2 separate regions of the Mus musculus genome follow, and region 2 is linked to region 1. Evidence: chromatin loops called from intact Hi-C (ENCODE). Cell type or tissue: left cerebral cortex. All regions are shown on one strand. Each heading gives the region's core, and the rest is flanking DNA. Links, peaks and the distances in the headings are about the cores only.

Region 1 (12,664 bases), core at 2,661-10,660:
TAAATAATTTCATATAAATGCCTTCATTGTTCCTCGGTGGAGATCAACTTTCTCTCGGTGAGTAGCACTTTATCTTTGAAAATATTTAGGAGGTAAGTCGTCCTAAGAGATATTAATATTGTTTGTACTATAATATGAAAGGTCATACAATACAAGAGTCCAGTTGCCCACCATGAAGTCAGCAATGGGAGGATAAGTCAATCAGGAATTGCAACTGACTACTTTACCTTCCCTAGTTTTGTTCTCTCTTCTCTTCTCTTCTCTTCTCTTCTCTTCTCTTCTCTTCTCTTCTCTTCTCTTCTCTTCTCTTCTCTTCTCTTCTCTTCTCTTCTCTCTTCTCCTCTCTTCTCCTCTCTTCTCCTCTCTTCTCCTCTCCTCTCCTACCCTCCCCTCCACTCTACTCCCCCTCGCTATTATTTTTACTTGGAAGTTTTACCAGAAAGGACATTTTACTCTTCCTGGGACTCTGTAGTGAGAATATTGGGTTCTTATAAAACATAGAAATATCATATGAATATGATTTCATATTAGTCCCAGATGTGGGATATGGTACTGCTTCAGATTATGCACAGCAGCTGACTATGATTTGCCTTGTGCTCTAGCAGGAGCATTATTTTACTCTCTGCAAGTAGTTTCTTCAAGTGTATGATGTTTGGAATTCTGGGAACTTTTCAGAGGATAAATAAATGCTAGAGCCCTAAGAGGTGGTGGGACTGTTGTTGTTGCTCTTGTTTGTTGTTGGTTGCAGTTTATGAAGTAGTTATTGGAAACAAGGAAACAAATCAAGAAGAAATTAGATATCCTGGAGGCAAATATTAAACTTGCCCCAAAGAACTCAATACCCCTAATCAGCAGGATGTGGTCTAACGATAATGTGGCTCTTTCCCCCTCTTCCATTTTTCTTCTCCTCTCTAGTGTTAGAAGTTTGAAACAGTGGAAGCAAAAAGAACCTACAAAGTACCAAAGGGCCAGTTACAGAACTCTCTCAACAGGAATCACCATCTGACTGCCTCTAAAGGAGACCCTCTAGGTTATTTCTATTAAATACATTGAACACTCAAATTGATGATACTTGTTATCTACCTATCCATTTATTTGTATGTTTATCCATACACCACTTGTTATTTACTATTTTAATTTGGCAGATTATATATTTATTAACTCACTTATAGAAAATTGAAACTGTAGTTTACCTAAGTTTTTCTCAAGATCATACAGAGTACCTTAATTAAATAATCATGAAGATGGTATCAGAAAACTATTCCATCAAATCAGCTATATAGGAAAATAACATGGAATAATGAGGATACTGAACAAAAACATATTTAAAAGAAGAAAATAAAAAAAGTCCCAGTCACTATAGCCTCAAATCAAGAAAAGTAGAGAAGAGTAAAATGAAAAGAAAAACTTATCCTTTCACTGGGTCCTTGCAGCTGGGGCAGACCCCAAGTTGGTCTGCTCCCTTGAAAACCCCATATCCTCATCCATCCTAGAGGACCGAGTGTGCTCAGAGCAGTTGGTAAGAAACTGCACCCCCCTACCCAAGTCGCAGAGCTGCTCCTGGAAGCATGGTGGATTCCAGACCTATCACCCACCAAAACCCCCACCCTCCGGAATAGCACTCCTCTTCCATCCCTTCAACCCCTTCTGCCTTGTCCTTTCTGCCTAGCTTAAGATTTAACAGTTCTGTGCATCTTAATCATTGTCAGTTCATTTCTTCAGGTGCTTTGTAATAATAATAATAATAATAATAATAATAATAATAATAATAATAAACTTTAAAAGCACTTTTATTGGAGTCATCCACCATATTTGTCTCTTCTAATCTTTTCCCTCTATCATATATAGTCTCTTCTTTTCACCTTGGTCAATTATGGGACACTATGTCAATCACCATCTACTGCTAATTAGATGATTCTCAGAAGAGGGCTAAAAAATTATTATTCTATCAATATAATGATCATTCATTAGGATTTAATCTAATAACATTTCTATTTCACAGAACAATGATAGTATGTTCTCCCCCAGGGACTATGGCCTATATATCCATAGGACTTGGACTGATAATGGTGCTAGGTGACAGTTTCATCTTTTGAAGTAATACTTAAATCCAATCAGAACATGGTTTATTACTCCCATGTTTGTTCCATTATTGCACCCATGGGCATATCTTGCCAGGGCAGTCATATTGTAGCTCAAAGTGTTCACATTTAGCAATAATAGATGGTTATTTTCTCCTCTGGTAGCATGCATACCACGTTCCAATATCATGAAAGCTAGTTAATAGTCATGAGTCTTCCAAGTCAGTGCCATGTTGATTTCTCCTTGTTCTATAATCCAAGCATATGATGCCCTCAGCAGTGTTTCCTACTGTTTAATTTTAAAAGTACTTTTAAATTTTTGAATATTAGAGTATTGTTTCCTGGGAATTATTCTAAACATTCTTCTAGTATATGACTTGACATTTTATGTTCTTATCTTCAATATGAGAAAATTTTATTTCTCTTTGTTGTATAATAACTACATGCCTATTTTATGTCTTTCCCCATAGGCTTTGCTTTTGATTTAGTTTATGAAACACTACAACCAAACCAAATGGCAAAGATTAAAAAAAAAATCTTAATACTAGTTTATCATTCCAAATCATATAAAATAGTAAGTATTGTTTAGTATTATTGCATTTTGAGAATTATTAAAAGGAGACAATCATGTTATCTGATATCCACTCTGTAAGGGCATTGTCTTCTCATTCTCTTTATTGTGTCTTAAATATAAGTGATTCAATCTTAGTGAAATTTTGTTTATTACCTTTTATTTTGTGTGATATGTAAATCATAGTGTTTTTTTTTAACTGATTTCTTAAATATCATGTTCTAGATCGGGAATTTCTATTACCATTTTTTCTATGATTTATTTTGAGTTTACTTTTTTAAAATAAGGACTATATTTAAATGGGCCTGGCTTACAGGTTCAGAGGTTCAGTATGTTATCATCAAGGCAGGAGCATGGCAACATCCAGGCTGATATGATGAAGGAGGAGCTGAGAGTTCTACATCTTCATCTGAAGGTTGCTAGATGAATACTGGCTTCCAGGCAGCTAGGGTGAGGGTCTTATATTCCACACCCACAGTGCCATGCCTACTCCAACTGGACCACACCTACTCCAACAAGGTCACACCTACTCCAACAGGGCCACACCTTCTAACAGTGCCACTCCCTGGCAGAGCATATACAAATCATCAGTTTCCAAATTTCATCCCTGTAGCAGGTCTCAGTAACACATTTCTCTTGTGCTGCCAAATAGGGTCTTTATTGAATACAATCCCAATCATGAACCACAGAGGTTGGTGCTGGGCAATTCAAAAGTAAGTCTTCTTTATCTTCATTGGCTGTCCCACACCGAATGCAATATTCTTCTAGTAAGTAGCCAGTGAGGATCTACAGTTTTTTTAGCACACTCAAATCTTCACTTGGGCACTCATCTTCACCATGTTTTTCTTTTTCCTCTTCCTCTTCCTCATTTTCCTCTTCAGGCCTCATGCAGTACCACACCTCCCTGGGAACCTGAATATTCTGGGCATCCAGCTGATGACAAGCCTGTTGGGTTCTTTACAGGTCTCCTTTGAGCCTCATTTTGTCCAGCTTACTCTCAGTCGCATCTGAAACTGCTCAGCGGCCTTTGCTTCATTTTGTTTTTTTTTACGTGAAATTTTTTCCTGTAGTTTTCCAGCCTCTCCTCTGCTTTCCATTTTAATAATGACTGGTGGCCTATGCCACTTTTTCCTGTTTTGACATTGAGAGGAATTGGTTCAACAATACCATCTCCATTCTTACTTTTTTTAATTAGATATTTTCTTTATTTACATTTCAAATGTTATCCCCTTTCCTGGTTTCCCCTCCAAACACCCCACCTGCTCCCCCCTTCCTCTGCTCACCAACTCACCCATTCCAGCTTCCCTGTCCTGTCATTCCCCTACACTGGGGCATCGAGCCTATCCACTCTTGCATCCCATCTTTTGGAGCAAAGCGAACCCTTTGGTTTTACAGATGAGTGCATTCTTCAACCCGATGTCTTTCCTGCTCTTCTTCTTTCAAGCTCTTCTGCTTGTTTCTCAGATTAGCTTGCTATTGCTTTTCTTCTTTTGGACAGGCTTCTCAGATCTGCCTCAGCATTGGCACACAAGGTCTGACGTCTTCTTGAACATTAATAGAGGAGTCCGACATATAGTCCTGGTCTTCTACTTAGCTCATGAACAGCCCAGTAGATATGAATAATTAGTTCCTGTTGTAGATAGCCCTGGGACTAATTATATTTAATGTTAAATCTGTTCTTCTGTGAGGGTCTGTGAACAAGGAATGAGTCAGCGCTCAGGGGATTTCCTGTAAACCTGCTTCCCACCTTAATTTGTAAAATAAAGGAGAGCTGATGATTGGGCAGATAAAAGGGAAGGTAGAGCAGAAAGGGGGAGAGAGAAGAAGGAGAAAATAGAGAAGGGAGAGGATGCAGAGGAGGAGGAAGACAAAGATGAAGAAAAGTGGAGCAGAAGCACATGGCCTAGAGAAACAACAAGTTCTAAGGGGTCTCATAAGCTGTGGAAGATGGTAGTGTAATGGTAGATCTGCCCAATCTAGGAGCACAGCATGTAATCATATTAACTGTGTTGTGTTTTCACTGCCGGGGCATATTTGGGAGGAGATTTACTGGAACAATTTCTACTTTAAAGCTGGGGAAATTGAGGCTCAATCTGGCTAAATAATTTGTTCACAAGCACAAAGAATACAGGTCTTGGTGATCTTGTTTTGATGGGGCATAGCTGATCTATGATGGGCAGTCATAGCCAACTTGCACCAAACTCTGTCATTCTCCAGGGCTTCTGAACACCCTTAAATCAGAGCTTTACTGCCCTGATCCAGTTCGGCTGAGGGTGAGCTGTGCATGACTGAGTTTACTTTTTAAAAATTGTAGTCTATTTGTGTGAACAGAGGTATCTCACTAAACCTGAAGTTCATTTTTTTTAACTAGAATAGCTGGCCAACACACCCTACTGACCCTCCTGTCTTTATGTGGTCACAGCTTTACTTTATATGGGTGCAGAGTGTGTGAGCTCAGGTCCTCGTGCTTACACATGATACATTTGAACCCACTAAGCTGTCTACACAGCTCACAACCATTTTTGTACTAGATTTTTATCTCAGTAGTCATCATTCTTCACAATATAATTCTATAGCTCAGTCTTGCAGTGTCATCCCTTACTATTGCTCTGTGTATACTTGCTCTTACCAAATAAGCCATTCATTCCCTTTATTGAAAACATTGCATGTGTGTGTGTGTGTGTGTGTGTGTGTGTGTGTGTGTGTGTGTGTGTAATTTGCTTATACTATCACATATACTTGAATTCTTGGCTCTTCACTTGAAGTAATGTTTTTTTTTTTTTTTTAACCTAATTGCCTAGGAAAACATTCCCGATTACCACAAGCTGTGTGTGCTTCATTCATTGTTTAGGCCATCAGAAAATGATGTTTTTCATATTTTCTCTTTAAACTGTAGAGTGAAATTTATAACTTATTACTTTGGTTATTTAAATTATTTGTCCCTATATTTGCTTATTCAATTACATCTCAAGCTCACTGCTTCTCCCATTTAGTCATTCAGTATATACCTTTAAATATAGATAGACTGTTGCTACTGTAGTAGCAACCTGTCAAGGTTAGGTTTGGAAGAAGCACATAGTTTCTGGCTAGGAGAACTAATATGGATTGAAACTAACATTTTCTTTGATATTAGAAAATATTTAAAACTAAAATATATACTGATCTCTCCCAAGTTAAGCATAAGATATTGACTTTTGGTAATGGCTATATTTGAGCATGTGCTCTTAATCTTGTGTTCATAAAAAAAAGTATAATGTAAAGTGAAGAAAAGTACCAGAAAAAACATCAGTCTATAGTTTTCAAGATATCTCTCCATTTTATAGTTTCTCAAAGAGCTATCCTTTTGAATAAAAACACAGAAACGGATTTTATTTATAATTCTGGTGACAATATTTAATCCTATCAAAGTCAGCCTTCCCAAGTGTAGGGTTGTTAGAGAGTGCCTCATCAAAATTAGAACTCAATTTTTGAATCTTAATAAGGAGAGAGATTGATTCTAGAGACATGTATATCATAAATATATAGGATGAAGATATAGTTCATTGAATTGTCATTGCTTTAAGAAATAGTTAAATCTGTATACTTACTGAACATATATTGGGAAAATTAAGGTGAGATAAACAATATTTCTAAATAAATATTTATAGATTTATAGATTGACTATAGATAGATAGATAGATAGATAGATAGATAGATAGATAGATAGATGGATAGATAGGTAGAATCTGATGTCCAAGCTAATACAAATTCTTTAAGATACAAGTGTCTCTGCTCAAAGAACTATATGTGTGGGAGATAGAGATAAGAGGGAAGAAAATCAGGGTTTAATGTTATTTTATAAAGTACATCAGGATGAGATGGAAGTTTGATCTATTGAGTATGGTTTCTTGAAACAATGTAACCATGATCAATGATAACAGTGGTTATGAATATTAATTATCAGCTATTCAGTATATTTCATGTCACCAAAAACAAAACCTCAAGAAACTAAAGTTTTCATATTATGATAGTTTTGATATTATTTACTATAAGATCTTTGACAGTACACAATAATAAAGATTTAGTTTATCTAAAATAATATATGGAAAGTGACATGTATAATTTGAAATAGTATTATAAATGATACACACTTTCTTCTTTAAGTATAGCATAAACATAACAATGTTTTTTTTTTTATATCATGATTAATGAAAGGTAATGGCAATCTCAGTAGATTCCTTTCACAGATCTTTAAAATATTCTTTCTGATTGTTGTCTATAAAATCTTCTTTATTATCTTTGTGCAAAACTTATAAAAGCTATAGCCAAAGACAAAGCCATCTTATATTATGATCCCAAAGCACAGTTGCTTAGAGACTTAAAATAGAAAGTAATTTCAAGTGAGCTCATCCAAGCTTTAGCCTACGCAGTTCCTTTTTTTGCACAAAATGACTTGGCTAACATTCCAACCAAGGACCATAAACCAGCAGTGTGCATAGACACTGAGAATAAAGATATATTTAGATAGATTGCATGGATTGCAGAGGACCAGACCATCTGTCTTTAACACAGTAGAATGTCATTTTTATTCCAGTCAAAGGCCAGGATTTTCCAGCAATGTTCTGTAGTTAAAGATACAAAAAAAGTAATTTAACAATTAGATGTGTATGCCATTCACAGAAAAGCCAAATGCATCTGTGTTTCTAATTATTACACAATATTATGAACTGAAAGATGTAGTTATAATTTCAAAAATAATGTCTTAGAATTTTTCCATTTATCCTCCTTCACAATATGTTAGTGTTGCTATTCTAAACATACTGGTCTGTCAGGAGCTGTTACCATGTCTACCTCTTACCCTGGAGAGTGAGTTTCTCCAGAATGTGGAATATCTTTTTATTTCCTCTTTCTCCATGTTGCACAGTAGTTAGGATGTGATCTACAAATACTTGTGAATTTCTGTTGAATGAAATTCATATTATAGAATACAAGTTGGTACTCTTTGCTTCATGGAAATAGTTTAAGAAATAATATAGGTGGGTTGGCTGGCTAACTTTAACTAGAATGTTATTCTTTAAAGATGTCTTTTCCTCTATAATTAGAGTTCACAAATGAAGTAGGACACCAACAGAATCATTGAATGTTCCATTGCTTTTCATTTCTACTTCAGACTCACTTCAGAAATTTGCAGTTGTTGCATGCTAAATGCAAAAATATCCACCAATAAGTAAGAGTGGGTTTTCCAATGAAACATGACATCAAAGAGGGATCTTTCACTCAAATTAATTGCTGAATTTAATTTCACAATTATAACCAAATCAATTAAAAACCATTATAGCTGTTATTTTGAGTTCAATCATTGTGATGTATCTTTCACTGAAGTGATGAAAAAATGTGTAACGTTTAGCCATGATATTCATAATCCTTTGCTCCTTTGAAAGGACTTACTGAAAAAAAAATTTTACTGACTACTTGAGGGAAGTTGTAAGATATACAAAGAACCTTAGATGGTAATAATGTAACAAAACCTGTGAAAAAGTGTAAGATTTGCGTAAGGTATGTGTAATATTAATAAAAGGACATTGTTTATGTGATGAATAGTTAGTGATTTTACCATGAAAAAACTATTAAAAATGTTCACCAATTACCAGATAATTATATTTAAGTATATATGTGATGGTGACATAATACTTTTTTTCTCTAGGGCTGCCAATGTAGTTTAGTTTGGAGAGTTCTTGCCTGCAATGCACAATGCTCTGGATTCAATACCCAGCCCTACAAACACTGGGAATTGTAGTGTTGTCTTATAAACCTGGTACATGGGAGATAGAAGCAGGAAGATAAAAAGTTCAAGATCATTCTCAGGCACATAATTCACTAACCAAAAATATATTAAATGATCATTAAATCATGTTGTCTTAATAGTATATTTTGTAAAAGTAACTTTTATTCTGCAGATGTAATTGACATCTCAGAAGCTAAATGATGAATAAGATCATCCTACTACCTTGTCCTGATCTCTGATGGCTGGTTCAACTCAGCTGCTCTGGCTCAAACTTCTTTCCAAGCTAACTGATTCAAACTAGCTTCTCCTTGTAGCCTCCCCCAGGCTTGAGTAGACTGGCTCTGGCCTTGCTGCCACTGAGAATGAGACCACCTGGGGTAAAGCTTTCAGACCTGGACCTAGATGGCTCTATTGTTCTGTTATCTGCTGCTGCTCTTCTCCAAGACACTGCTACCTGCTGAGAGTCCCTTGAAATATCAGGGAGACCAAGCAACCCAGTAATTAACACCTACTTGCCAAAACAGTTCTTTCAGATAGATCACCTACAGGCTATAGACAGGCATCAAGAATGGATCTGCGGGAGATGGGCTTTCCGTTTATATAAGCACAGATTATTAGTATACTTTGGGGCTTTGATCAGAATATTGTCTTGGCCTTGTCTTTTCTCTATTCTCTTTCAGCCTCAGCCTGCCTTTCAGGAGTACCCGGTTCCTGGCTTCTAAATAGATTGCTCTGCTTAGTAAAACTGCCTCTGAATTCCAAGAACTTAACTGCACTAACTACATGGAACTGCACTGAGCTCCACTCAAACTGCTCTACACTCAAATGAACTTAGCAGAACTGACTGACATTTTCTTTCTACAGTGCTCTTTGTAGTTGCCTCTCTTTCCTGTCCTTTGGCAAGAGAGTTGAGTGTATCCTATCTCTGACTCACTCTGTCAAACCTTTCTCTGATTCATCACATTGTCTGCCCCTCAATTAGATATCACTTTCACTTATGATTGCTTCTTTCTATTAACTAACCTTACCTATACTGTTTGTGATTAAAAGTGGGTACTAAGGGTGTGTCCATATTCCACCCAAAGAGATTAAACTCTATAGCCTGTCTGCATTCCGGAGGCATCACACAGACCTAAAAGGTCTTTGGATGTGATCCCTAACCAGAAAAGCCATGTTGTTGGATCAAAATTTCTCTACAGAATATAAATCAAATAAATACTTATAAGCAAGCCTAATATTTTGTGGTCAAAATATATCACAAGTGAAAGACCCACAACGTGAGGACTCCCCCACGTTCTGACTCAGGAGAGGCGACACCCCAAAATCACCAACGAGAAAACGGTCTTGTTGCAAATTGCAAGAGGATTTTTATTCAAGAGCGCTCTCGGGCCCACGGTCATACACCACGCAGGGGTAGAGGACTGTGGCGCCCCGAGTAGCTGAGTTAGGGGGTATTTAAAGGAGAAAAACCACAACTCAAGGAGGTGGGAAGGGCGTTGTTGGAAAATACCAAAAAATACCAGATAAGAGTCACAAGGAAGTACAAAGTCACAGGTGTCACAAGGAATACCTGGTAATTGTTAACTCTCAAGACAGTTTCTAAGAGCCCCTAACAATAGCACATTTGCATTGCAGCTTCCGGTAATGGCCAGGGTGACTTTCTTTGAATGAATACTCCTTGAACTCAGGAAGTGGGTGGGTGGAGGAATGTCACTATCTGTTTTATGATTAGCATACCTTGGAGCACTGAGTTTACTACTCTTTCATTCCCCCCTTCTTCTTGTTAGTAGTTCTAATCTTAGAACTAGATACTATCTTTTTCCTGACATACTTGATCCTTTATGGCATGGTACTGTTGTCTCAAAACTAAAAGCCGCACTGCACTAATTTTTGTTCTAATAAGGGTGACTTGCCTATTTAACACACATGGACCTATAATTAAAAGCAGAAGCAAAATCAAAAGGGGTCCCATAAAGGTAGAAAGTAGGGTGGTTAAGAGTACAAGATAAGGGCCTTTCCACCAGAGTCTCAAGGTTTTTTGCGTGGAGACGTCTAATGTAGCAGGTCTTCTTTTCTTGAGTAGGCCTTCTGGAGCTGCTTTTTGCTCGCTGTCTCACTCACTGGAGCACCTTGAGCCTAGAGAACAAAGGCTGGGAAAGCAGCATGTCAGCACTATGTACAGAGGCTATTTTTACCAGTGGAGGGGGGTCAGTCTAAACTGTCCAGGGGTGTTTCTATCCCTGAAGAGCACAAAGGGTAGGAGAGCTATCCAATCATTAGCGCCAGTCTCCGCTGTCAATTTGGTAAGGGTCTCTAATGGTTCTATTCGTTCTCTCTATCTGTCCTGAGCTTTGGGGCCTGCGTGCACAATGTAACTTCTAACCGATCTCTAATATCTTGGCCAGTCCCTGATTTACCTGGGCAACAAAGACAGGTCCTTTATTGGATCCAATTACCTTGGGAAAGTTTCTTTTAGAAATTCTACCTCGTCATAGCACAGTCCTTGCAGCTTTTGACTATTTCTTCTGCCAAGTCAGAGAGTCCTGTAACATAGTAGTCAAAGGACCTAACCACACCTTTGAATTTCTTGGCCCCCAGGCCAAGTCAAATACTGTCCATAACTTGATAGTGCTCAGCGGTGTATCTAAAGCTGGTCTCTCTGATGTCATAATAATCTTTAGGCTCCTTGACTGCCAGGATCATTGCTCCTTGGGCCACCTGATTGGCGGTTAGATCTGCCACCTGATTTTTTTTAGCCACAGCATCTTAGGTCTTTTTCTGCAGATGTCAACAGCCCTCTTTGTATATTGCCCCGTACAGTGGCAAAAGCATACCTGTTGTCAGTGTAGACTTTTCTTTGCCATTTATAGAGCTTGTCTTAAAGTCATAAGTTCAGCTTTCTGGGCCGACGTCCCTCAGGAAGGCTGCTGGCCTAGATCACTTGCTTTCTGTTCACCACCATACTGCTGTCCCTGCCTTCTGCTTACCTTTAACCTCGAGGCTACTGTCTTTAGGCCAAGGCTGATCTGATCCTTCAGATCATTTCTTCTGCCAGAATGTCAGCGCAGTGATGAGTAGGTGCAGTCTCACGCAGTGGGACAGCAGGTGGAATGAAGCGAAGATCACTCATTTAGACAACAAAAAGCTCTGATGTGTCACAGGAGCGTTGGTAATGCTTTCAAGAGTGTGGGATGCCACTACAGTTATTTGCTGTCCCAGAGTGAGCTCATCAGCATCCTTGACAAGCAGATTATGGCAGCAATAGCTTTCAGGCAAGAAAACCACCCGCTGGCAACAGGGTGTAACTTCTTGGATAGGTAAGTCACTGGCCTTTTTCAAAGTCACAAAGTCTGAGTAAGGACTCCTTTGGTGACCCCTGCTCTCTCTTTTACATAAAGAGTGAAAGGCTTGGTTAGGTCAGGCATAGGCTGGCCATCAGTAGGGCCTTTTTAATCTCTTTAAAGGCTTTCTGGTGATCTGGGGTCCACACAAACACCTCCCTTCCTTGGTTAGGGGGTACAACTGGGCAGCTAAGGTCACCAACCCAGGTATCTAGAGTCTGTAGAAGCCAGCAGTACCTAAGAATTTTCTTGTTTGCCTTGGTGTAGTTGGGGTGGGGATCTGAGTTACAGTCTTTTTCTGGCTTCTTTTAGCCACTGCTTTCCACCTCGAAGGGTGTATCCCAAATAAGTCACTTCAGTCTGACACAGCTGAGCCTCTTTAGCTGAGGCTCGGTCTTCAGTTGCCCAGGTTTCCTGTCTAGATCCTGTCTTTTCTTTTTCTCCTACCACTGTGGCAAATTTCTTTCTTGTCTACTATCCCTCCTGTTTTCTCTTTCTTTTGCCTCCTGCCTCTCTCTCTCTCACACACACACTTTCTCTGCCTCTTTTACTAGATCGCATAACTGTCTCCTTCTTGTAATACACCTTTTAATCTCTGAAGTTTCTTTCTGATATCGGGAGCTGACTGCCTTATGAAAGGCCATGGCCACTGAGGCCTTTTGGGCTTCCGAGGTAAGATCAAAGGGAGTGAACCGCCTGAAGGCTTCCATAAGCCTTTCAAGGAACACAGAGGAAGGTTCGATCGGCCCCTGCATTACCTCTTACCTTAGCCAAATTAGTGGGCCCGTTTTGAGGCACCTTGGAGACCGGAGCCTGGTGATAGATTTTTAAGCTCTCCCTACCTTTAGCCATGTTGCAGTTTCAACTGGGGCGAGTCAAAGGGAATCCCATGTCGATCTCATTTTGT
Region 2 (12,664 bases), core at 2,729-10,728, 240 kb before region 1:
GAGTTCTTGGCAGTCAAGCTTCCTCTGAGACCCTGAGATCCTCGTGTGACCAAGTTCTTGGTGTCCTGGGATCCTGGAATCCTAAGATGCTGGGCCTGTTACAGTGCTTGGAAGTGGTGTCTCCTCTGGGGACAGTGTCGCTGTCTGCTGTGTTTGAAACCAAGATATACCAGCACCAACCAGAAGGAACCTGAACTGCTGGTCAGACAGGGCTCCTGTGTCCTTGCTTCTGCTGGCACAGGTTTCTCAGGATTACTTTGGAACAGATGCTGTGTTCCACTCACCAGTGATCCTAAGATCCTGGGTGTACTAGGGCACCTGCTTCATGGAGTGTCCTCTGGTGACCGTGGGACCATTTGTATCCAAGTTGGCCTGGAGCTGACTCCAATTGGAAGCATGGGTGTTCTTTTTTTTTTTTTTTCAAGTTACCTTATCTATAAATTAATTTTATGGCATTTTATTAGATATTTTCTCATTTACATTTCAAATGGTATCCCCAATGCCCCCTATACCATTCCCTGCCCTGCTACTCAACCCACCCACTCCTGCTTCCTGGCCCTGGCATTCCTCTCTACTGAGGCATATGATCTTCACAAGACCAAGGGCTTCCACGCCCATTGATTGCTGACTAGGCCATCCTCTGCTACATATGCAACTAGAGTCACAAGCTCTGGGGTGTACTGGTTAGTTCATATTGTTGTTCTTCCTATAAGTTTGAAGACCCCTTTAGCTTCTTGTGTACTTTCTCTAGCTCCTTCATTGGGGGTCCTGTGTTCCATCCAATACATGACTGTGAGCATGCATTTCTGTATTTGCCAGGCACTGGCATAGCCTTACAAAAGAGAGAGGTATGCCAGAGTCCTCTCAGCAAAATCTTTCTCGCGTATGCAATAGTGTCTGGGTTTGATGGTTGTATATGGGATGGATCCCAGAGTGGGGCAGTCTCTGGGTGGTCTTTACTTCTGTCTCAGCTCCAAACTTTATCTCTGTAACTCCTTCCATGAGTATTGCTCTCTTAATTTGATTTAATTTTTCAGTAAATAGTGTTAGAAGCCATTTAGGAAAGGCTAAGTCAAGGAAATGAGTTTTTTGAAGATTGCCCATCATTTTGCATGGAGGTGATGGATGAGCACTGAGAATGCAGGGTCTTTACAGACTTCATCTGAGGATTGCTTCTTGCTGCTGATTTTCCTTTCCTGTCACTATTACATATCCAAATGATTCTGGGGCACTAACCCACCCTATTTGGGAAATTTCTAGAAGAATCAATATGAAGATATAATTTCATAAAGTAAGAAGTTGTATATAACCTGATTATTTCAAAACTCCTGATAATGATTTTGTAGAATTCCTAAATTGATACAAGAAATCTCAAGTCCTTTATTGTATACAAGCTCAAAATAGAGCTCTTTAAACCTTGTGTGTCACAGGCTAATTGCACTAGGAAAAGAAAGAAGGCTTAGAAGCAGTTTAGGATCAAGGAAAACATTCATTCCAGGTTAGGAATGAGGCCACGATCTGTTAACTAAAGGTCATCAATTGGGAATAGATAATTTATCATAGGTGCAAGGACAGAAAATAAAATAATGGACTAGTTTATCTGTATAAGACATAAAAATAAGACACAAGGCAGAAGCTTTGTTTCTTGACAAAACTATGACATAAAAATTATTGCTTTCAACTTATAATGAAATTATTGATCTAGTCACAGATAATGAGTGTTTAGTCAGGTAATAGTCATAGCAGAATGGCATATAGATAATTCTTTTGTAATTCCTTAAGTTTTATTGATTCATGACATGAACCTTCCACTTACTATGAACTTCAGAATGTAAATGTACTTAGAAAATCATGTGATCAATCATCCTGAGAAACTATAAATGATAAGTACAACAATAACGAGGCAAATTTAGCCCTTCTCTGCTTAATCTAGTATGTGTGTCTCAGGGTGTGCTTGAATTTTTTTCATTCTTTTCCTTTCTTTTCTTTTCTTTTCTTTTCTTTTATTTTTTCACTGATTCAGCTATCAAAATCTAAGCCTCTCAACTAGCCACTGAGACAGAGACAAAAGAGTATAGTAATTAAGCCTTCTTTGCTTCATCACCTGCTGTATCTGCAGTTTGTTTGTTTGTTTGTTTTTGTTTTTGCCAGAGGCTAGATGCTATTAGCCGCAGACTAGCGATAAATTATAAAATATAAATTATAAAATAAAAATTATAAAATCTATCAATAGTAAGATACTTTTGCTCCAACAATTGTGAGTTTTGCCCTGCAATAGCTAACATAACCTATACCTGCCTGCCCTGGTCTACTCTGGAAGTCAGGCTGATCACTAGCAAAATAGGAGGTGAATCTACAATTTACATATTTTTCTTTTTCTTTTTCTTTCTTTTTTTTTTTTTGGTTCCTTGGGACTCTTTATTTATTTATTTATTTATTTATTTATTTATTTTTTCCCATTTTTTATTAGGTATTTAGCTCATTTACATTTCCAATGCTATACCAAAAGTCCCCCATACCCACCCACCCCCACTCCCCTACCCACCCACTTCCCCTTTTTGGCCCTGGCGTTCCCCTGTACTGGGGCATATAAAGTTTGCGTGACCAATGGGCCTCTCTTTCCAGTGATGGCCGACTAGGCCATCTTTTGATACATATGCAGCTAGAGACAAGAGCTCCGGGGTACTGGTTAGTTCATAATGTTGTTCCACCTATAGGGTTGCAGATCCCTTTAGCTCCTTGGGTACTTTCTCTAGCTCCTCCATTGGGAGCCCTGTGATCCATCCATTAGGTGACTGTGAGCATCCACTTCTGTGTTTGCTAGGCCCCAGCATAGTCTCACAAGAGACAGCTACATCTAGGTCCTTTCGATAAAATCTTGCTAGTGTATGCAATGGTGTCAGCGTTTGGATGCTATAGAGAACCCTGACAGACACACAGAGCAATGGAGAGATCAATGTTCCAAAATAATTTGACATTATTATTTTATTTTTGAAATTATAATTACAACATTTCACTACTTCACCCTTCTTTTTTCTCCCTCCAAATACTTTAATGTACTGTACCACTCCTCTCTCAATAAAATTAATGTTTAAAAAAGCTAATATTTGTTGTATGCCGCTCAAGTCATATAATGGTACTTTTATGTATGTGTTCAAGGCTGACATTTGGTATAGTAGTACATTATTTCTGAATATGCATATTTATGGACAAGTCTCAACAATTTGCTGATTACTACTAGCATCATTGTCAATTAAGGTTACATTGATATAATATTATATATAATGTGGGCAATTTAGTAACACTTTCTTTAAAAATAGAAATTATTAAAGCTGGGGCAAGTCTTAAGGGATGACTCAGCCAGTAAACCTGGGTAAGAATTATATTACCAGCATCAACATGGGGAGATTCACAACTACCTATAACAAGCACCAGGTCAGTTGAAGACCTTTTTCTGGTTTCAGAAGATAAAGCATATATGTACACTTTCACACACACACACATACACACACACATACATACATACAGACATGCATACACATACACACACATACACACCCACACATACACATATACACACATATATACAAATAAAATAAAACTTTAAAAGGAGAAAGGCTGTGAGGTTAGCTCAGTTGTGCAATATCTGCATAGAAGAAAAGGGACTCTTACCAGTTTTTAACATTCTCAGGGGGAAATTATTTTTGTTACAAAAGAAACAGCATCTATATGTGAAGAGATTCTTAATATAAATATTTGAGGAGTAAATGAGGCAAATAGGAAAGAAAGGCACTCTGAATTAAAGTCTTATAGCAAAATATAAAGAAATATAACTTAAAGATAACATTTTCCAACTATAGATGTAAGAAGCCCCAAGATGCTACCAGGAGAGCCTGGGAGTGTAAAGACAACAAACTCTCTACTGATTGGTACAAACTTTTAAACATGAACTGAATTCATTTTGCTTATTCTTATTTTATTTGTTCAAACCTTAAAGACATTAACAAAAACAAACCTGGAAAAGTAGTTCTCAAGATAAAGTCTGTCATAAAAGCAGGTAAATAGGAGTCACGCATATGGTCACTTGATCTTTGACAAGGAAGCTAAAACCATCCAGTGGAAGAAAGACAGCATTTTCAACAAATGTTGCTGGCACAACTGGTGGTTATCATGTAGAAGAATGTGAATTGATCCATTCCTATCTCCTTGTACTAAGGTCAAATCTAAGTGGATCAAGGAACTCCACATAAAACCAGAGACACTGAAACTCATAGAGAAGAAAGTAGGGAAAAGCCTCGATTATATGGGCACAGGGGAAAAATTCCTGAATAGAACAGCAATGGCTTGTGTTGTAAGATTGAGAATTGACAAGTGGGACCTCATGAAACTGCAAAGCTTCTGCAAGGCAAAAGACACCGTTGATAAGACAAAAAGGACACCAACAGATTGGGAAAAGATCTTTACCTATCCTAAATCAAATAGGGGACTAATATCCAATATATATATAAAGAACTCAAGAAGGTGGACTCCAGAAAATCAAATAACCCCATTAAAAAATGGGGCTCAGATCTAAACAAAGAATTCTCACCTGAGGAATGCCAAATGGCTGAGAAGCACCTGAAAAAAGTGCTCAGCATCCTTAATCATCAGAGAAATGCAAATCAAAACAACCCTGAGATTCCATCTCACACCAGTCAGAATGGCTAAGATCAAAAATTCAGTTGACAGCAGATGCTGACGAGGATGTGGAGAAAGAGGAACACTCTTGCATTGTTGGTGTGATTGCAGGCTTGTACAACCACTCTGGAAATCCGTCTGGCGGTTCCTCAGAAAATTGGACATAGTACTACCGGAGGATCCAGCAATACCTCTCCTGGGCATATATCCAGAAGATGTCCCAACCGGTAAGAAGGACACATGCTCCACTATGTTCATAGCAGCCTTATTTATAATAGCCAGAAGCTGGAAAGAACCCAGATGCCACTCAACAGAGGAATGGATACAGAAAATGTGGTACATTTACACAATGGAGTACTACTCAGCTATTAAAAAGAATAAATTTATGAATTTCCTAGGCAAATGGTTGGGCCTGGAGGGCATCATCTTGAGTGAGGTAACACAATCACAAAAGAATTTAAATGATATGTACTCACTGATAAGTGGATATTAGCCCAGAAACTTAGTATACCCGAGATATAAGAGACAATTTGTAAAACACGTGAAACTGAAGAAGAATGAAGACCAAAGTGTGGACACTTTGCCCCTTCTTAGAATTGGAAACAATCACCCATGGAAGGAGTTATAGAGACAAAGTCTGGATCTGAGACAATAGGATGGACCATCTAGAGACTGCCATATCCAGGGATCCATCCCATAATTAGCCTCCAAACGATGACACCATTGCATACACTAGCAAGGGTTTGCTGAAAGGACCCTGATATAGCTGTCTCTTTTGAGAGTAGGCCAGGGCCTAGAAAACACATAAGTGGATGCTCACAGTTAGCTATTGGATGGATCACAGGGCCCCCAATGTAGGAGCTAGAGAAAGTATCCAAGGAGCTAAAGAGATCTGAAACCCTGTAGGTGCAACATCATTATGAACTAACCAGTACCCCAGAGCTCTTGACTCTAGCTGCATATGTATCAAAAGATGGCCTAGTAGGCCATCACTGGAAAGAGAGGCCCATTTGACATGCAAACTTTATATGCCCCAGTACAGGGGAACACCAGGGCCAAAAAGTGGCAATGGGTGGGTAGGGGAGTGGGGGGTAGGGTGTGGGGGACTTTTGGCATAGCATTGGAAATGTAATTGAGGAAAATACGTAATAAAAAAAATAAAATAAAGAGTCATGCAAACTTCAAGAAAGTAAAATGTTGGCCACAGCAGGCTGTACTTGACTTTGTGGAAAAGGGAGGCAAGAGAGCTGAGAAATACATTATTAGTGAAGATTATCGCTTATCTAATAATTTCTTGTGCTAGAATGCCTATATTTTAAAACTTTATGATATATTTTAACAACATATGACATATGACAACTTTCTGCAGTCTGGAATCGGAGAGGTGAATGGTTATAGAGGATCAATGTCATGTTAAAGTGAATCTTTCCCATATATTAACTTTATTTCTCTCTATTCACCCCACCTAGCTTACTTTTTTTGCATATCGCATTTCATCAACCAAGGCAATTTTTCCCAATCCTCATCTCATTAGAACATACTCCATTAAAGCAGGCCATTTTTCCTGGTAACTACTGCTTTAGCCTTATCAAATAGTCCATTAGCTAACAGAGTTAGTCACACTTAATAAATGTTAGTTGAGTAAATAAATTTTCTTTGGCACTGAAAATGACAAAGATACATTCATTGATTGGGTGTTGCTACGTGACAGTTGCTTCCATGTTAGCTGCCCACACAAGGCTTTCTGCAGAGAGAATTTTCAAGAAGAGAAAAAGAACAGTTCAAGATAACATATTTTAAGAAGATAACACTCTTGTAAAAAAAAAAAAGTAACATACTAAAAAAGAAAATTTGGGACATAGTGTAGAATTTTAAATATCCCACATAAAAATAACAAAAAGTCTTATGAAATATATGATTTAAGAATAAATTCATAAATTACTTGTACTTTTTTTTAAATTTCATTGTGAACCACTGAAATTTTCAAAGTATTTACAACAAGATGGAGGAAGGATTCCATAAGAAAGCAGGGTTTATTACAAGTTAGAAAATCATCTGGCTATATGCCCAGGAGAGGAATTGTTGGATCTTCCGGTAGAAGATTTTCTAAACTTCCAATTTTCTGAGGAACTGCCAGACTGATTTCCAGAATGGTTGTACCAGCTTGCAATCCCACCAGCAATGGAGGAGTGTTCCTCTTTTTCCACATCCTCACCAGCATCTGCCATCACCTGAATTTTTGATCATAGCCATTCTGAGAGATATGAGGTAGAATCTCAGGGGTTTTTAAATTTGCATTTCCTTGATGATTAAGGATGTTGAACATTTCTTCAGGTGCTTCTCAGCCATTCAGTGTTCGTCAGTTGAGAATTTTTTGTTTAGCTCTGTACCCCATTTAAAAAAAATAGGGTTAATTGTTTTTCTAGAGTCCATCTTCTTGAGTTCTTTAAATATATTGGATATTATTTCCCTATGATTTAGGATAGGTAAAGATCCTTTCCCAATCTGTTGGTGGCCCTTTGGTCTTATTGACAGTGTCTTTCCTTACAGAAGCTTTGCAAATTTATGATGTCCCATTTGTCAATTCTTCATGTTACAGCACAAGACATTGCTGTTCTGTTCAGGAAATTTTTCCCCTGTGCCCATAACTTCGAGGCTTTTCCCCACTTTATCCTATATAAGTTTCAGTGTCTCTGGTTTTATGTGGAGTTCCTTGATCCACATAGACTTGACCTTAGTACAAGGAGGTTAGAATGGATGAATTCGCATTCTTCTATATGAGAGCTGCCAGTTGTGCCAGCACCATTTGTTGAAAATTCTGTCTTTTTTCCACTGGATGGTTTTAGCTCTCTTGTCAAAAATCAAGTGACCATAGGTGTGTGGGTTCATTTCTGGGCCTTCATTTCTATTGCATTGATTAACCTGTGCTCTACTATGTTCATAGCAGCCTTATTTAGAATAGCCAGAAACTGGAAAACACCCAGATGTCCCTCAAAAGAGGAATGGATAAAGAAAATATGGTACATTTACACAATGGATTATTACACAGCAACTAAAATGAATGAATTTATTAAATTCGTAGACAAATGAATACATCTGGAGGATATCATCCTGAGTGAGGTAACCCAATCACAAAAGAACACACATGCTGTGCACTCACTGATAAGTGGTTATTAGCCCAGAAACTTAGAATATCCAAGATACAATTTGCAAAACAAATGAAACTCAAGAAGAAGAAAGACCGAAGTGTGGGTACTTCGTTCCTTCTTGGAATGGGGAACAAAATACCCATTGAAGGAGTTACAGAAATAAAGTCTGGAGCTAAGATGGAAGGAACGACCATCCAGAGATTGCCTCACCTGGGGATCCATCCCATATACATATACCAAATCCAGACACTATTGCATTTGCCAGAAAGATTTGCTGACAGGACCCTGACATAGCTCTCTATTGTGAGTATATGCTAATGCCTGGCAAATACAGAAGTGGATGCTTACAGTCATCTACTGGATGGAACAGAAGGCCCCTAATGAAGGAGATAGAGAAAGTAACCAAGGAGCTAAAAGGGTCTGCAACCCTATAGGAGGAACAATGATATGAAATAACCAGAACCCCCCAAGAGCTGTGTCTCTAGTTGCATATGTCACAGAGGATGGCCTAGTTGGCCATCAATGGGAGGAGAGCCCTTTGGTATTGTGAAGACCATATGCCCCAGTACAGGGGAATGCCAGGGCCTGGATTCAGGAATGGGTGGGTTAGGGAGCAGGGGAGGGGGAGGGGTATAGGGGACTTTGGTGATAGGATTTGAAATGTAAATGAAGAAAATATCTAATAAAAAGACTTTTTAAAAAAAGAAAGCAGGATCTAGTCAGTGAGTTTATCACCAAATCTACCACAGCACTGGTGATAACTCATGAAAGCTGTAACCCTACAACTTTCTATATCTTATGAATAATGTTGAATTTCTTGGCTTTGTATGTTGCATTTCCATTCTCAGTTTTATGAGTATTCTTCCTTCATTCAGAAATAAATGTTTAAATTCAGAACAAATATCTATAGTGTTTACAATTCTGAAGGCTGGACAGTATATATCCAGGAACATGAAGATTCAATAATTGTTCAGAAACGATTTTGTCCTCCACAGAAAGATGTTATCTCCCTAAATTGCCTAGTGAGAAGACTTGATTTAGAAATTATCTAAATCAAGTACTTGCCTTAATTCATCTGTTCTATCAGATTCCTGTGATAAGATCTAAATAAACGGCAAATCATTTAAAGAAAACCACATTTTTGCTTCATGGTTGTAATTATATGTTATAGAAAATATTGTACATTTAGGAGGATTCTATTTTTATATTTATGAATTTTTATAAAATTTGACTATGAAATATGAAATAGAATCAAGACCTTAGAAATAGCTTTTTTAGAGACTAATTAGAATTGATTCTTGTCCCTGAGGCATGACTAACAGGGTTTCATATAGACTCTCATTGATTATACCTTATTGTATAATTGAGCAATTGGTGAAGTGTAATGCACACTAATAAAAGAATTTCTGGGGTTTGAAATGTTAACTTATTACATCCATTTTAATAATATTGACTATCATTGCTATATTTAATACTATAAAAATTATTATTATTATCATTATTATAGAAGAGTATGAGTCTACTGCTGCTAGCGTTTTTGTGAGCATTTCCATACATATTTAAGATTTTATTTTTTCTCTCTTCCTCCCACCTTTAAGGTCCTGGTTCCTACTTCCATGCTTTGCCTTTTTCCCTACCTTTTAATTTTTCTTAAACCTTCTTTTTTCAGTTCTCATGAGCCTCTTTCTGGTTTCCTGTGTTTTACCTTTATTTTTTCCTACCAATATACTTAATAGTTTAAGGTTAGTATTCATATGTGAGAGAAAATACAAATTTGTATTTTTTAGCCTGGGTTATCTCAATTTATATAATTATTTTCCATTTCCATTAACTTTTTTACAAATTTTATAACTTCCAATAGCTTTATGGGTGACTGAATATTTCATTATATATAATATTATATATGTATATATTACATATGTATATTAACATTTTCATTTTTCACTCATATGTTCATGACATCTAGGCTATTTACATTTACTTACTGTTATGAAAGCAACAAATATACCTGTGCAATGATCTATAATATGAATGAGGTAGAATTCTATATACAGGAATTACATTGTTATATTATATGATAGTTTCTGTGAGTTTTAAGAGTAGTTACCACAGGGTCAAAAAAGAATAAGAGTTGGATCATCTGGAAAATCAAACAACCACTGCCTCTCTTTTGAATACATACCTCAATTATCATTCCATATTGCTGTAATATGCAACTACACATCTAATAGAGGTCTAATATCTAAAATCAATAAAGAATACAAGAAACTAGATATGAAAAATAATAACTCAATTAAAAATGGGATACAGAGATAAACTGAGAGTTCCCAAATAAGGAAACTCAAATGGCTCATGAACACTGAAGTATATGTTCAACAATATGCAGGGAAATGTAAATTCAAACTAATTTATGATTTCATCTTATAACCATTAGAATTGCCAAGATCAATAAGACAAGTGACAGCTAATGATGACAAGGATCTGGAGTTAGGGGAATGAGCACCCATCCATTGTTGTTGGGAGTACAAACTTGAACAACATTATGGAATTCAGTTTGGCTGTTCTTTAGGAAGATAGGAATTGATCTACCTCCAGATGAAGCTCTACCATGCCTGAGTACATACACAAAGGATGCTTATCCTATCATAGAGACACTTGCTTAATAATGCTTATTGTACCTCTTGTCATAATGGAACAGCTTGACTATCACTCAACAGAAAAAAAATGATAAATAAAATGAGGAATTACAAAGTGAAATATCACTCAGCCATCAAAAATGAAGTCATGAAATTAGTTAAATAGATGAAACTAGATAAAGATCTTCCAGTGTGAGGTAAAACTCAGACTCAGAAAGAAGAATGTGACATGCATTTGTTTATTCTGAATATTAGTGGTTATATTAATGGTAATAGAACCTCGTCATAGAACCACAGTAGTTAGTTATAGTAGAAGGGATTGCAGGTACATAGATAGGTTTCCCTTGGAAAGACAAATTAGATACTTCTGGAAAGGCAAGTGGTAGGTGATGGTAATGGGAGGGTCAAGCAGGGAAGGGGAGGAAATCAAAGAACAGAAGAGGGAATACATGGCAGAGACAGCTAAAAACTAAGGGCTGTTTGGGGGGGTAGTATAGAAACCAAATACAATAGGAGCTAGTTACAATATATGTACATATTTGAAGGCAATCAAGTATTGGGTGAGACATAGCCCCTACCAGAAATTGCTGTCACCAAAGGAGCTTCCAGTATTGGGAACTGGTTAAGTCAAATTGAGTTGTGCAATGGGATTCTGTGTGAATTCCCAAACCACCCAAACTGTTGCTAAGGCAACAATCTCTCTATCTCTGTGTAAACTGACACCAAAGACCTATTGTTATAGATTGATTATCTTGAGGGCTAAAGAAGAGTGATCAATTTCACCTAAAGAGAAATTAGATAAGGTTATAAAATAGGCTGAAAAACAATGGCCGCAATAAAAACAAATATAGATAGGAAAGGATCTCTGTCATCCCTAGCAGTGAGAGCTTTGTTATGTTTTGAAAAGTATCTTACATATCTGAAGTGAGTAAGTTGAAACTCTGATAAGCAGATCTTTGAGCAAGACTCACTTTAGAGAAAGATACATATCTATGTAACACAATTTTACTGCAATAAGAAATGAGAAGTCTTCTCACTGCTAATATCCCAGCACATAGACTGACATAATACTGGAACAGAATACAAGAGTTCTACATCTGAATTGGAAGGAATTAGGAAAAGAGAATGAAAAAAAAATCTCACTGCCTGACTGCAGAGTGGCATACTTCCTTCACCAAGGCCACAATTATTCTACTCCCTATGAGTCTATATTTTTATTCCAATCACCACATTCTATTCCCTAGCCTCCACAGATTTGTAGCTATATCATAATATGAAACTGCATTCAGTACATCTTCAAAAGGGCCCATAGTCTATGAAATTCTCAAAAATATTTAAAAATTCAAAGTTTCCTTTTAAACTCATGGCAATCTCTTAACTCTGATCCTCTGTAAAACCAAACTAAAGAAGCAGACCATGCACTTCCAATATACAGTGGTACAGAATATTCATTTTCTTTACAAAACAGACAAAAGGGAACACAGTGAGAAAATAGTGGGTCAAAACAATTCTAAAAACCAGCTGGGAAAATTCTAAATTTCGTATCTTCATGTTTAATGTCAAGATGTTCTTTAGATCTCCAACTCCTTTCAGCTATGTTGATTAAAATATACTTACCTCTTTTCAGCTGGTTCTATTCTCTGTTAACAGATTGTCTTGGCAGGTATATCAAAACTCTGGCATCTCCAAAATCATCTTGGCGTCTCCAAGGCAATCCAGGCTACACCTTCACAGTTTCATTTCACCTATTAATATTCTTATCTTCCAAAATGTCTTTAACTGGGCCTCCACAGTTAAAATCACCTAAGGGTGCATCACTGTCTTACATACTTCTACTAATATGGTTCATTACACCTCACTTAAAGCATTCCGCTTCTTTCCTAACCCAAACTTCCAAAGTAGACATTCCTTCCAACAAAAACATGGTCGGGCCTATCACAACAATACTCCATTTATGTTACCACCTTTATTAGTTAGAGTTTCTATTGTTGAACTAACAAACCGTGGCCAAAAAGTAAGTTGGGGAGGAAAGGGTTTATTCAGCTTATACTTCCATATTGATGTTCATCAGCAAAGGAAGTCAAGAAAGTAACTTAAGTAGGGTAGAAACTTGGAGGTAGAAACTGATACAGAAACACAATGGACAAGTGCTGTTTATGGGCGTGCTTCCAAATTTTTATTCATCATGCTTTCTTGCAGAAT

What was found. Peaks named below come from ENCODE experiments on the same cell type or tissue, not always from the same donor. Only the 100,000 strongest peaks of a DNase experiment are listed, where the experiment ranks them.
Region 2: it touches region 1 in a loop (5-fold over the local background); 2 of 42 quality-filtered maps call a loop at or near these places.

What each region holds. Positions count from the first base shown.
Region 1 is chrX:64,935,695-64,948,358 of GRCm38, reverse strand. It overlaps the pseudogene Gm14673. Among named protein-coding and RNA genes, the nearest start is that of Ctag2, 110 kb to the left of the region's middle. In left cerebral cortex, for the core only: no CTCF peak of the experiment used is centred there; DNase peaks (open chromatin) are centred at 7,110 and 7,481.
Region 2 is chrX:65,179,399-65,192,062 of GRCm38, reverse strand. No RefSeq gene overlaps it. Among named protein-coding and RNA genes, the nearest start is that of Ctag2, 140 kb to the right of the region's middle. In left cerebral cortex, for the core only: no CTCF peak of the experiment used is centred there; DNase peaks (open chromatin) are centred at 6,384 and 6,807.